Regions from separate parts of the Homo sapiens genome. Here region 1 is linked to region 2. The links are chromatin contacts, found by Hi-C or POLR2A ChIA-PET in ENCODE. All regions are on one chromosome and are shown on one strand. Each heading gives the region's core, a stretch centred on a gene start or an enhancer-like site at or near the end of the contact. The rest is flanking DNA. Distances are from core to core; before and after follow the strand shown. Region 1 overlaps P2RX1 (purinergic receptor P2X 1). Region 2 overlaps NCBP3 (nuclear cap binding subunit 3).

The links. A loop is a pair of places that touch in the nucleus more often than their neighbours do. ChIA-PET counts read pairs that join two places held with the same protein, here RNA polymerase II (POLR2A). Pooled maps may share reads with other maps.
Region 1: a pooled map shows a loop between it and region 2 (2.1-fold over the local background). The contact joins two enhancer-like sites. A Hi-C loop is called at or near these places in 2 of 50 pooled maps. POLR2A ChIA-PET finds 5 or more read pairs at or near these places in 2 of 52 experiments (Caco-2 and Panc1).

What each region holds. Positions count from the first base shown.
Region 1 is chr17:3,907,989-3,914,445 of GRCh38, reverse strand. All of the region lies in intron 1 of P2RX1 (purinergic receptor P2X 1), which reads left to right. Among named protein-coding and RNA genes, the nearest start is that of P2RX1, 5.2 kb to the left of the region's middle. RefSeq lists enhancers at 90-159, 230-289, 2,723-2,792, 3,173-3,222. Within about 2 kb of position 3,030, at least 10 of the 41 ENCODE cell types and tissues checked have a DNase peak (open chromatin) inside an H3K27ac peak, as active enhancers do.
Region 2 is chr17:3,812,444-3,818,455 of GRCh38, reverse strand. NCBP3 (nuclear cap binding subunit 3) reads left to right here. Exons shown (of 13, transcript NM_001114118.3): 10 at 1-193; 11 at 2,186-2,340; 12 at 3,973-4,134; 13 at 5,177-6,012. The coding sequence ends at 5,412. Among named protein-coding and RNA genes, the nearest start is that of ITGAE, 14 kb to the right of the region's middle. RefSeq lists an enhancer at 5,061-5,566. Within about 2 kb of position 1,463, at least 2 of the 41 ENCODE cell types and tissues checked have a DNase peak (open chromatin) inside an H3K27ac peak, as active enhancers do.

The DNA.
Region 1 (6,457 bases), core at 1,781-4,280, 94 kb before region 2:
TTGGAGGGACCCACCCATTCCCAGCCGTAGCCTATGCCCCAAGCTGCTGCCCAGCCGGGAACCTATACCTCCAGTGACGGGGACCTCACTACCGTCCTCCTGCCTGTCTTCCCTCCCAAGACTGTCTAATCAGTTTCCAAATGGATGTGGCCCTTCTCGGTGTCTGTGGGGCTCAGGACCACAGGGATTAGCCAGGATCTCACAGCTTAGTAAGAGACTAACCAGGATTTGAACCCACCTGCATGGCTCCAAAGTCAGCCTTGATATTCTGGAAAGGCAACCTCCTCAGAGAGAGGGCACTGGCCTGCCCACGTCACACAGCAGAGGGTGGAAGGAAGGCAGAGTCCGTCATCACCAGCAACCCCCAGGGCTGCAGGCCCAGGCTTCCAGCTCCTGCTCAGGCTGTGGTGCCTGCTGTCTCTTGCGCCCTCGTCTGGCCACTGCTCAGTACTGCACTGACCTCTCAGCCAGGAACCCACAGCGGCAAACCGAACCCCTGACCCAGCCTGGACTTGGTCTTGGCATCTCCGGACTCAGCTTCCTAACCGGCCCGTGGGGCACGGGTTGCAGGGGACCACCCCCCCCAAGAGTGCACTCAGCTCAGCACTTTGCTGTTTCCTGAGGAGGGCTTTGCTTTCATGTCTGATCCTGTGGGCACTGCCAGGGGATGGAAAGGAGCATGAGAGAAGAGCCAGGCCCCCGTGTCCCAGACACAGGGCAAAGCCTGGGTGGGGGATGGGTGGACACAGAGACAGACCTGGACAGAGGGACAAACGCCAGAGCACAACTCAGACGAAGGGTGGGAGGTCCCGAGACTCAGAGATGGACAGAGTTACTGAGGCTGAGCAGGGAGGCTGAGAAGCCAAGAACACAGACTCAGGAGGAAAACCGAGGCCATGGTCTCCGCCAGTCATGCTCCTCCAGGAGATCCTGGGCAAGTGCAGGCAGTGAGTGGGCCTGAGACCAGAAGGCTGAGCTGAGCTGACCCTCTCAGATCCAGTTAAGATGGTCTCAGTTAAGGCTGGGCACAGTGGCTCATGCCTGTCATCCCAACACTTTGGGAGGCTGAGGTGGGAGGATCACCTGAGGTCAGGAGTTTGAGATCAGCCTGGCCAACATGGTGAAACCCCGTCTCTACTAAAAATAGAAAAAATTAGCTGGGTGTGGTGGTGCACGCCTGTAATCCCAGCTACTTGGGAGGCTGAGGCAGCAGAATCACTTGAACCCTGGAGGCAGAGTGGAGCTGAGATTGCCCCATTGCACTCCAGCCTGAGTGACAGAGTGAGACTCCATCTCAAAAAAAAAAAAAAAAAGATGGTCTCAGTTAGAGCTCTCCCCGAAGAGCTGATGAGCTCTCTGTCCCTGGTGGTGTACAGGCAGTGGGGAGGAAGCCAGGGAGGCCTTCCTGGAGGAGGTGACACACTGATGGAACCAGCCATAAGCAAAGACCTGGGGGCTGTGGGCTGGGCTGGCCTGCTCTCAGCTTTCTCTCCAGTCCCTCTGGGTCTCTTCTCAACTAAGTCCTCACTCATCCCCTGCGCCTCCACACAGACCTCTTGAAATCACATGTTCTGAGATCTCCAAGTGGAGATCAGAGTGCACCAATCAGGGAGAAGGATGGATAGAAATTATTGGGGGGAGAAACACATCCAGGGACCGTTTCTGCAGCATCTTCTCCATGCCTGGTGCTGTGCCGGGGAACAGAGGTGGGACATGGAATGGAGAGAGGGAGAGGGAGGAACTGAGGGTGAATTAGCCAGACTCCTTTGGTTCCTGTGAGAAAAGTCTAATCAAACAGATTTAAAAGGAAGGGTGGGCCGGGTGCGTTGGCTCACGCCTGTAATCCCAGCACTCTGGGAGGCTAAGGCGGGTGGATCACTTGAGGTCAGGAGTTTGAGACCAGCCTAGCCAACATGGTGAAAACCCATCTCTACTAAAAATACAAAAATTAGCTGGGTGTGGTGGCGCACGCCTGTAATCCCAGCTACTCGGGAGGCTGAAGCAGGAGAATCGATTGAACTTGGGGGGCGGAGATGGCAGTGAGCCGAGATCGCACCACTGCACTCCAGCCTGGGCAACAGGGTGAGACTCCGTCTCAAAAAAAAAAATAAAAAAACAAACAAATAAATGAATATATAAATAAAAGGAAAGGTGGGGGTATCCGGTGGTTTATGTAACTGAAAAATCAGTGTGGGTTTCAGGCCCGGCTGGATCCTCCAGGATGAAGACACAGGAGGAGTAAGGTTTAGAGGGGAGAGGGGATGAGGAATTCCTGCGGGTCCAGTCTTGGTTCTCAAAAGAAGCTGCCCATGACCTATCTCCCTTTCCTGGCTCTTCTTTCCTCTGTGGAGGCTTCATTCTCAGGCAAGTTCTCTGTCTTCACAGTGGTGAAACGGCCACCAGCAGCTCCAAGCTAACATCTCACCAGTTTAGCCACTCCCGAGGCACAAGAGTGGCTCCTTCTCCAGAGCTCCAGCAAAAGTCTCAGGTTCAATTCTTATTGGCCGGGGTCGGGTCCCGTGCCCACCCCAGAACCAATCAATCATTGCAGTCAAGGAAACGGAATGCCCTGATTGGAGGAGCCTGGTTGCGTGCCCACCCTTCCAGGCTCTCCTGTCGGGACACAGTGTGAACCAAGGTCTTGGGGCCGGAGAGGAATAGAGAAGGTGTCACTGGGACTAGGCTGAAGGGGCCATAAAAGGAGCCCAAGGGAGAGGCTGTGAAAGGGAGAGCAGGGGCGATGGCGAAGGCCTTTGAACACCAGGCTGAGGCGCCCGGATTTCTTCTGCAGGCAGAAGGGAGCCAAGACAGGATGTCTAGCAGGGGAGGGCCTGGAGCAGGCAGGGGTGGGCGTGGGGACCGGAGGCAGGACAGCTGTGAAGAGGCCGCAGGGATGGGAAGGGGGGACGGGGCGGGACCCAAGGCAGAGGCAGTGAGCACGGGTGACAGATGTCGTCACCCCGGCAGGCCTCACGCCTGGGGCGGCCCCTGCTCAGCTTCTGCCCATTGTTGCCGCAGCACGTAACACCTGGCACAGCCAGAGCTTCCGACGTCTCAAGAGAAGTGGGAAGTGAGATTTATGCATGAAAGAAACCGCTTGGTTTTTAGAGATTGGTGACGTATTCAAAAAAAAAGAAAGAAAGAAAGAAAGAAAAACAGACCGGGTGCCATGGTGCACGCCTGTAAACCCAGCACTTTGGGAGGCCAAAGTGAGCGGATCACTTCAGCTCAGGGGTCCAAGACCAGCCTGGCCAACACAGTGAGGCCCTGTATCTAAAAAAAAAAAAAAAAATTACCCAGGTGTGGTGGCGCGTGCCTGTAGTCAGTCCCAGCTACTCAGGAGGCTGAGGTGGGAGGATCACCTGAGCCTGGAAAGTTGAGGCTGCAGTGAGCCACGACTGCACCAGTGCACTCCAGCCTGGAGGACAGAGTGACACCCTGTCTCAAAAATAAATAAAGAACAATAAAAATAAAATAATTAAAAACACAAATGGTTGGCCTGAGATTCAATTCCACATTCAGTTAGTCATTCAACACACAGTGTTTGTTGAGTTCCTATTATGTGCCAAGCACTATTCTAGACACTAAAAATACAGAAGTGAACAAAACAAACCAAGATCCTGCACTCAAGGAACTTAACCCAGATGCCCCTCGACTTGTCTGCGGGTTGCATGGGGGCCTCAGGGTGGGCCCCAGTTCTGAGCACATTCCCTCCCAGGCCTGGAGTCTGCTCATGCCCCTCCCCAAGGCTGCTGCTCCCTGACAGCACACGCCCCATCTGGTCAACTCCTGCCTGTGGCCCATGGCCATACCCTGTGTCCCACCAGCCACCTGGCCGGTCCTCCCAACCCATGCCAGAGCTGCCCCCGCACCTGTCCCAGCTCCTCCAGTGTCTCAGCCTTCCCAAAACCAGCCCTTCTGGGTCCTTAGATGAAAGCCGAGGGAGGACCAGAAGGACTGGGGGATCCAATGAATGTGGGGGCATGATGGGGAGGGTGGCTGTGAGGATGCTGCCTGGGTGTTGAGCCTGGGTGATAGGGTGAGGACAGCACCATTCTCCATGACGAGGACACAGGGGAACAAGTTCTAAAGGGAGATGAAGAGTTCAGGTTGATCCAATTGAATTTCTGTCTGTATAGTGGTTAGTGCTTGGCACGAAATAGATTTCGTAGGCCGGGCACAGTGGCTCATGCCTGTAATCCCAGCACTTTGGGAGGCAGAGGTGGGTGGATCACCTGAGGTCAGGAGTTCAAGACCAGCCTGGCCAACATGGTGAAGCCCCGTCTATACTAAAAATACAAAAATTAGCCAGGCGTGTTGGTGTGCGCCTGTAATCCCAGCTCCTCAGGAGGCTGAGGCAGGAAAATCGCTTGAATCCGGGAGGCAGAGGTTGCAGTGAGCCTAGATCGCCTCATTGCACTCCAGTCTGGGGGACAGAGCGAGACTCCGTCTCAAAAAAAAAAAAAAAAAAAAAAGAATTTATCAGGACATCACCACATTGTAAATTGAGGAGCATCTGGACTTAGCGTGGTTTGACTTAGGATTTTTTGACTTTATGGTGGGTTTATTGGGGGTATTAAGAGCCTTTTGACTCAGGATGGGTTTATCAGGTTATAGCCCCATCGTCATTTGAGGAGCATCTGTGTAAGACCCTTGGGTGCGAGATTTTTGTTTGTTTTGTTCACTTTTGTGTTTGTTTTGTTCAACAGTGTTTGGCGCATGAATAGGGGCTGGATAAATACGTGTTTGTTTTTGTTTTTTAGTAGAGACAGCGTGTTACTATGTTGCCCAGGCTGGTCTCTAACTCCTGGCCTCAGGTGATCCTCCCCTCTCAGCCTCCCAAAGTGCTAGAATTGCAGGCCTGAGCCACCACACCCGGCTCATGTTTGTTGAATGATTGAATGTGTGGAATTGAATCTCAGGGGAGAGTGCAGTCTGGAGATAGAATTCTGGGGACACAGCGTGTCTGAGGCAGCTCACTCAGGGAATGGGGGCGGATCAACATTGAAAGAGGAATTTGTGAAGGAGGAACGGAGAACAGTGAAAATGGGAGGTTTTCATTATATGTGCCCACTGAGTGCCAGGCACTGTGCTAATTTCCTTAAGAACTCATAGAGGCCGGGCGCGGTGGCTCCCGCCTGTAATCCCAGCACCTTGGGAGGCCGAGGCGGGCGGATCACGAGGTCAGGAGTTCCAGACCAGCCTGACCAACATGGCGAAACCCTCTCTCTACTAAAAATAAAAAAAATTAGCCGGGCGTGGTGGGGCGCGCCCGTAGTCCCAGCTACTCGGGAGGTTGAGGTGGGAGAATTGCTTGAACCCGGGAGGTGGAGGTTGCAGTGAGCCAAGATCGTGCCACCGCACTCCAGCCTGGGCAACAGACTGAGACTCCATCTCAAAAAAAAAAGAACTCATAGAAGCTTCCCCCAAACACTTACCTAGATGCTTCTGTCTCCTGGGGCCCAGGCTGAGTTTGTAGCAGAGCCTCACTAAACACTTAATGAATAAGCAGCGCCTTTGAGGTAGGTGGCGTCACCTCTGTTTTATTGAGAAAACCAGGGCTCAGAGAGGTGTAGTCTCTAGCCTGAAGCCACACAGCTGGGGAGCAGCAGGGCTGGCACCTGACCCTCAGCCACTCCACCCTGTGGCCTCTTCCTTGAGAAGGCCATTGGAGAGCCCCAGGATGGGGGATTGCTGATGACGAGGTAGAAAGCATGGTGAGGGTTATTTCTGGAAGGGGAGAGGCTTCTGAAGATGCCTGTGTCTGACATCAGGCCCTCTTGGTTGTCTTCCCAGGGTGGTGACAATAAGGCCAGATCAAGGCATGGCTTTGGAGGAGCAGGCCTGGCACCATAGTCATTCTATTATTATTTTTTGTTTTTTTGAGACGGAGTCTCACTCTTGTCGCCTAGGCTGGGGTGCAGAGTGCAATCTTGGCTCACTGCAACCTCCGCCTCTGAGGTTCAAGTGAGTCTCTGCCTCAGCCTCCCAAGTAGCGGGATTACAGGTGCCCGCCACCACCATGCCCGGCTAGTTTTTGTATTTTTAGTAGAGTTGGGGTTTCACCATGTTGGCCAAGCTGGTCTTGAACTCCTGACCTCAGGTGATCCACCTGCCTTGGCCTCCCAAAGTGCTGAGATTACAGGCATGAGCCACCGCGCCCAGCCCATAGTCATTCTATTATCACCAGAGTTGAGGTCATGAATGCCAGATCTGACCGACCTTTCCCTTCGACCTCAAGACCGGCAGCTCCAAGGTGCATCAGCCCCGGCTTGTGGGCTCCAGGTGGCTCTGTTTCCCCTCTGTGCTCTGCCTCCTGGGAGACACGTCGAAGCCAGTGTTGCTCAGTGGAGGTGGGCTGAGTCCTGGGCTGGGTGCCTCAAGCATGGGGACACTTGAGACCGCCACTCCTGCAGGCCTCAGCTTCCCTGTCTCTTGGGAAAAGGTAGAAAGTTCG
Region 2 (6,012 bases), core at 214-2,713:
ACCACGAGGAGCTCCCGGCTCTCAAGCAGCCCCGGGAGCGGAGCGCGTCTAGACGATCCAGTGCCAGCAGCTCAGACTCAGATGAAATGGACTATGATCTAGAACTGAAAATGATTTCCACGCCTTCACCAAAGAAAAGCATGAAAATGACTATGTATGCTGACGAAGTGGAATCTCAGTTGAAAAATATTAGGTAAAAATTTGTTTTATCAAAGCTAGCTTTTAATTTGATTTTAAATACTAGTATAACTTCTTAATTCCTCCTAATTTTATAATATCTTTTATCTATTCTGATTTCAGTCCCTTGTAGGAGTTTAATAAACGCATCCAGTATTTCCTCTATACAAGCAGTGATTCTTGTTATAAAAACAAAAGACAACATAGAAAGTGAAAATCATCTGTATTCCCATTCTTTCTCAACAATAACTACTGTTAGCAATTTGGCGAATAACCTTTCAGCTATTTGTGTGTGTGTGTGTGTGTGTGTGTATGGCACAGGGAAAAGCTGTAGATATATTTGTATAAAAGTATACTTTTTATAAAGATGAGGTTATGCTATTTATAGTTTTGCATTGTGCATTTTTCACTTAATATATTGTAGACATTATTTTTTTCAACTGTATATAGTCTGTTGTTTGAAAGTATCATGATTTATTTAACGAATTCCTTTTTGATGGACTTTAGGTTTCTATTTTCTTACAATTGCACTAACTCAATAAATTCCTCAAAGTCCAGTTATTACACAAAACAATATGTGTTTAAAAAGATGGTAAGTATTGCTTTATTTTTTTCCAGAAGGGTTTTTTGTGTGTTTTTATTTTTTTTTTGAGACGGAGTCTCGCTCTGTCACCCAGGCTGGAGTGCAGTGGCGCGATCTCGGCTCACTGCAAACTCCGCCTCCCAGGTTCACGCCATTCTCCTGCCTCAGCCTCCCGAGTAGCTGGGACTACAGGCGCCTGCCACTACTCCTGGCTAATTTTTTGTAATTTTAGTAGAGACGGGTTTCAGCATGTTGGCCAGGATGGTCTCAATCTCCTGACCTCGTGATCCACCTGCCTCAGCCTCCCAAAGTGCTGGGATTACAGGCATGAGCCACCATGCCCGGGCTCAGAAGGGTTTTAATCCCAGAAGGGTTTTAATCACTCACATTACCACCTGTTACCTACAAGCTCACCAGCCTTAGCTATTACCATTCTTTCTAATGCTAGCTAGTTTCATGAACAAAAAAAAAATAGTTATTTTAATGTGCATGTCTTTGATTACTACTAGGGGTGAGCAGATTCTGTGCAGGCAGAATCCACAGTTCTAAGGGTTAGAGTCTAGGGATGCTCTGTGTAACGTAGTATGTTTGTGGGGAGGGGAAAAGACCATTCAAGCTGATTTGTTTGTATGGCCTTGTTCACCACGTTCTTTTTTTTTTTGAGACGGAGTCTCGCTCTGTCGCCCAGCCTGGAGTGCAGTGGAGCGATAACACGATCTCGGCTCACTGCAAGCTCCGCCTTCTGGGTTCACAGCATTTTCCTGCCTCAGCCTCCCGGGGAGCTGGGAGTACAGGCCACCACGCCCAGCTAATTTTTTGTATTTTTAGTAGAGACTGGGTTTCACCATGTTAGCCAGGATGGTCTCGATCTCCTGACCTCGTGATCCGCCCGCCTCAGCTTCCCAAAGTGCTGGGATTACAGGCATGAGCCTGTTCACATTCTTATTTTTGGTTTTCAGAGAGCTTTCTGGTAGAGAATGCTGCCGGAACGGTGCTGGCACCTAGCATGATAGCATATCTCTTTGAAAGAGAAGTCTGCCCTTTAAAGAGAGAGACTGTAGACTATACTGTGTGTTGACTACAGCCACATCACAGCATGTGTAAGTGGAAGCCCCAATCTCTTTGTAGGCCTCTACTTAACGTTTGTCCCAGAAAAGGGGGACTTGTAGTTGTATGCTGTGTAATAGCACATACACATGTGGAAACCACCTTCGAAAACCTGCTCACCAGAACCAGTCTCTTTAGAGCAGGCAGATCATGGTTTCCATAAGCAAATAATTATAAGTTTATGGATTTGTAAGTGAATGTTGGCCATGTAAGACAGGATTTCTTAAATTGTTTCCTCCAAAGTATGAGATTGTTGTTTGGGTCTTGTCTCACAGTTGAAGTTGGTTAACTGTGCCCCATCCTACCCCCTTTTTAAAGGAACTCCATGAGGGCAGATAGTGTATCTTCAAGCAATATCAAAAACCGAATTGGTAACAAATTACCACCTGAGAAATTTGCAGATGTCCGACATCTATTAGATGAGAAACGTCAGCACTCCCGTCCACGGCCACCAGTCAGCAGTACTAAATCAGGTACTGTTCCTCACTTGGATTCCTGGCTGGATTCTGAGCTCCGGAAAGCAGACTGGGGCAGAGAGAGGTTCCTGAGTAAAACATGCGATGTGTGAACTGATTTAGCTGTCCTGGTTCATCATGTCTAAATTGTGGGCTAGGTGTTGGAAATTGAGGAAATGAAAAATAATCAGACTTCTGAAAAACTAGCTTTAAATGTTTTTATTCCAAATAATTACAGTTGTTCCTTGGTATGTCTGGGGGCTTGCTTCCAGGACCCCCTCCCCGCCCCCTACAGATACCAAAATCCATTGATGCTTAAGTCCCTTATATAAAGTGACATATTATCTGCATATAACCTACACACATCCTCTCATATACTTTAAGTCATCTCTAGATTATTTACAATACCTAATACGGTATAAATTCTTATCCTGTGTTGTGTAAAATTTGTATTATTTTTTGCTGTACTCTTATGTCTTACTTTTTTTCCACATGTATTCGATCAGCAGTTGGTTGAATCTATAGATGTGGAATCCATGGATGAGGAGGGCCAACCATATTTTCCTCTGTATGACACTGGTATACTTTATATACAAGAATAATAGAAATTAAGTTCGGTGGTTGTCTGAACAGTTAAGAGTTTGAACTAGATAATTTCTATGTTCAAACACTGATTCAGCAGGTCTTTAGCCGTACCTGCTATGTGCCAGACCCTGGTCTAGGTGCTAGGAATGTGAGAAGCCTTTGGAGGGGACGCAGAGCCGTCATAGATCTACTCGGGAAGTTGTGAAAGACTTCTTAGAGAAAGTAGCATTAGAGCCAGGCCTTGGAGAGGGTAGGATCTCTGTTGGCAAACCTGATTTTTTTACATGAGAAGTAACCTGATCTTACATCTATTTTAGAAAGACAACTTGAGGGTGGAGTGGGGTGGGGTAGAGAGTTAAAAAAGTAACAAGAGCCTGAACTAGGTCGGTGGAGACAGAATGGATAAAGAACAGGATAGTCTTGTGAAGGAAGACTCAGTGCTAGGAAGTGTTGGAGGAAAGGAGCTCAGGTCTCAGTGACCAGAGACCAGGGTGCTGCTCTCTGAGAGAAGCTAAAGTGAGAGGAGACCTCGGCACAGGGCCTCACCAACGAATGTGTTTCTGTTGTTGCTGTGGTGGTTAGGGGGAACTCAAGAGGACAGGCCGATTTCTGGGGGGATTGAGGGAAAAACACATTTGATCCTTTGCCTTTTCCAGTCTCTTTATATTTACTGGTTAAATGTAATAAGTTTATTGGGAACTACTTGTATGTTCAAAGATTGTGCCTTCCACTTTCCAGGAGCTCACAGGATTTTTTGTTCGCTGAAACTTTTGTAAATTACTTAGTCTTCTTGATTCTGCTTAAAGAAAAAAAAAAAAAGGTTGTTTCTTCAGAAATATAGTTCTGGAGTAATCAGTTGAGGATTTTTCCTCTGACAGCCCCTATGTCCGAATTTTCCTAAGGAAATCCAGACTGATTACAAAGGAAGAATACTTAGCAGCCTGATTGTCAGGCCCTGTGTCCTCGGGGCAGGGGTTAGCGCCAGATCCGTTAGAGGTGTCAGGCGGCTGGTGCCGAGCATAAAGCACACACACGGTCACTGGTGCACTTTTTCTCTTTTTTCAGATATACGCCAGCGGTTAGGAAAAAGACCACATTCTCCGGAAAAGGCTTTTAGTAGTAACCCCGTCGTTCGGAGAGAGCCCTCTTCTGATGTGCATAGTAGGCTAGGTGTTCCCAGGCAGGATAGTAAAGGCCTCTACGCCGATACTCGGGAGAAGAAATCAGGTTGGTAACACTTAAAACGGATGGGAATGGGGATTCAGTGAGAGCAGAGGACAGTGGGTGTATTGGAGAAATACTTTCTTAGCAGAAGGCAAGAAACAGCCCACGCCAAATATAAGTGATTATTCCTTTTCCATTATAGTTATCGTCAGCATCAGCATCAGCATCATCCCAACAGTTAGGAACGCTTAGAAAATAGAAAAAAATAGCACACTCCTGGCTCTTTCTGTTTGGCACAAATCTTTTTAGTTTCATGTGAGCTATTCTGGTCTTTGCCCACATACAAATCCTAGTTTTTTCATACAGCATTTTATCGTAGTTGTTTGCCACATTTTATAATCTTTATAAATAAAACTTTTAGGCCAGGCATAGCGGCTCAACACCTGTAATCCCAGCAATTTGGGAGGCCGAGACGGGGGGATCACTTGAGGTCAGGAGTTCGAGACCAGCCTAACCAACATGGTGAAACCCTGTCTCTACTAAAAACACAAAAATGAGCCGGGCGTGGTGGTGGGCGCCTGCACCACTGCACTTCAGCCTGGGCAACAGCAAGACCTTGTCTCAAAAACAAAAACAAAAACAACTTTGAATTGCCTTATAATGTGGCCGTCTACAAAATTCTAAACACGTATTTCTCTATTGTTAAATTTTCATAAAATATATTTCAAAAATTAATGGAAGGGATCTGGGAGTGGCCTACTTCTGGCAGAATGGATTGGCACACAGGGTGGTGTCTCAGCAGGGAAGGGCAGGAGTAGGAGGAAACGGCCTCTCAGGTGATTCTGATGTGTCTGGTGACAGGGAGGGACCTGACCTGTCCCCCCACGGTGAGAATCCCGTGCTGGGTCCAGACCCTTCCGTTTGCGGGCAGGGGCTGCGGCCCGGGAAATGAGATTTTGCCTGCCCAAGGCTGCACTGTGGTGGCAGGCTCCACAGACTGCTGGCGTTTCCTGCACAGCAGGTGTTGGCAGTGCTGCTGCCCCCTCAGTGCTACCCTGGTTCTTAGCGCTGACTGCGAAAGTGAAATGCCATCTCATCCAAACAGGTAATTTATGGACTCGCCTAGGATCTGCACCCAAGACCAAAGAAAAGAATACGAAGAAAGTGGATCACAGGGCGCCTGGCGCTGAGGAAGACGACTCTGAGCTGCAAAGGGCATGGGGGGCTCTGATTAAGGAGAAAGAGCAGTCTCGCCAAAAGAAGAGCCGGTTAGATAACTTACCATCTCTCCAGATTGAAGTTAGTCGGGAAAGCAGCTCTGGTTCAGAGGCAGAGTCCTGATGCCCCTGGGGCCTATGGCAGCTGCCCTAAAGCCTGACATTCTTGCACAGGGTGGGGCGCGCAGTAGGAACCTCCCCCGCAGGAGCTGGCGCCCTCTCGCTCCTGCTCACACAGTCACCCTCCGCTCTTGCTACTTCGGCAAGACATCTTAAGAATGTGACACATTTTCAAGGGCATCTCTATCTTTCGCTGCAGAGTTGTAGTTCTGGGCCCTCGATTCCTTTCCCACCACCCCACAGGCTTTACCCTTTGAGAAAAAGGCAGCCCTCCAGATTTTGTAGACATTTTTCTTAATATTTTTAACATTGTGTCTTTTAAAAGAAATGTTTTACACAGTTCATCCAAAGAGCAGAGAACTGAACTTCTCACTATTGCCTTGGCCCTGACAGCTGTTACCAGCACCCTTTTCCCAAGAAAAGTCAATTCCCAGGTGCTTATTGGACATCCTTCGAGGGGGAAGAGGAGGGAAGCGGCCAGCTCACCCTTCCGGGACCCTAGTGTGGGGCGAATCTCACGGACCTGACCTCAGAGGTGCACCAGTGCCGCCCAGGTAGATAAGAGCTGCAGCATTGACTGTGCTTCCGTTCTTCCCTCGGGGAT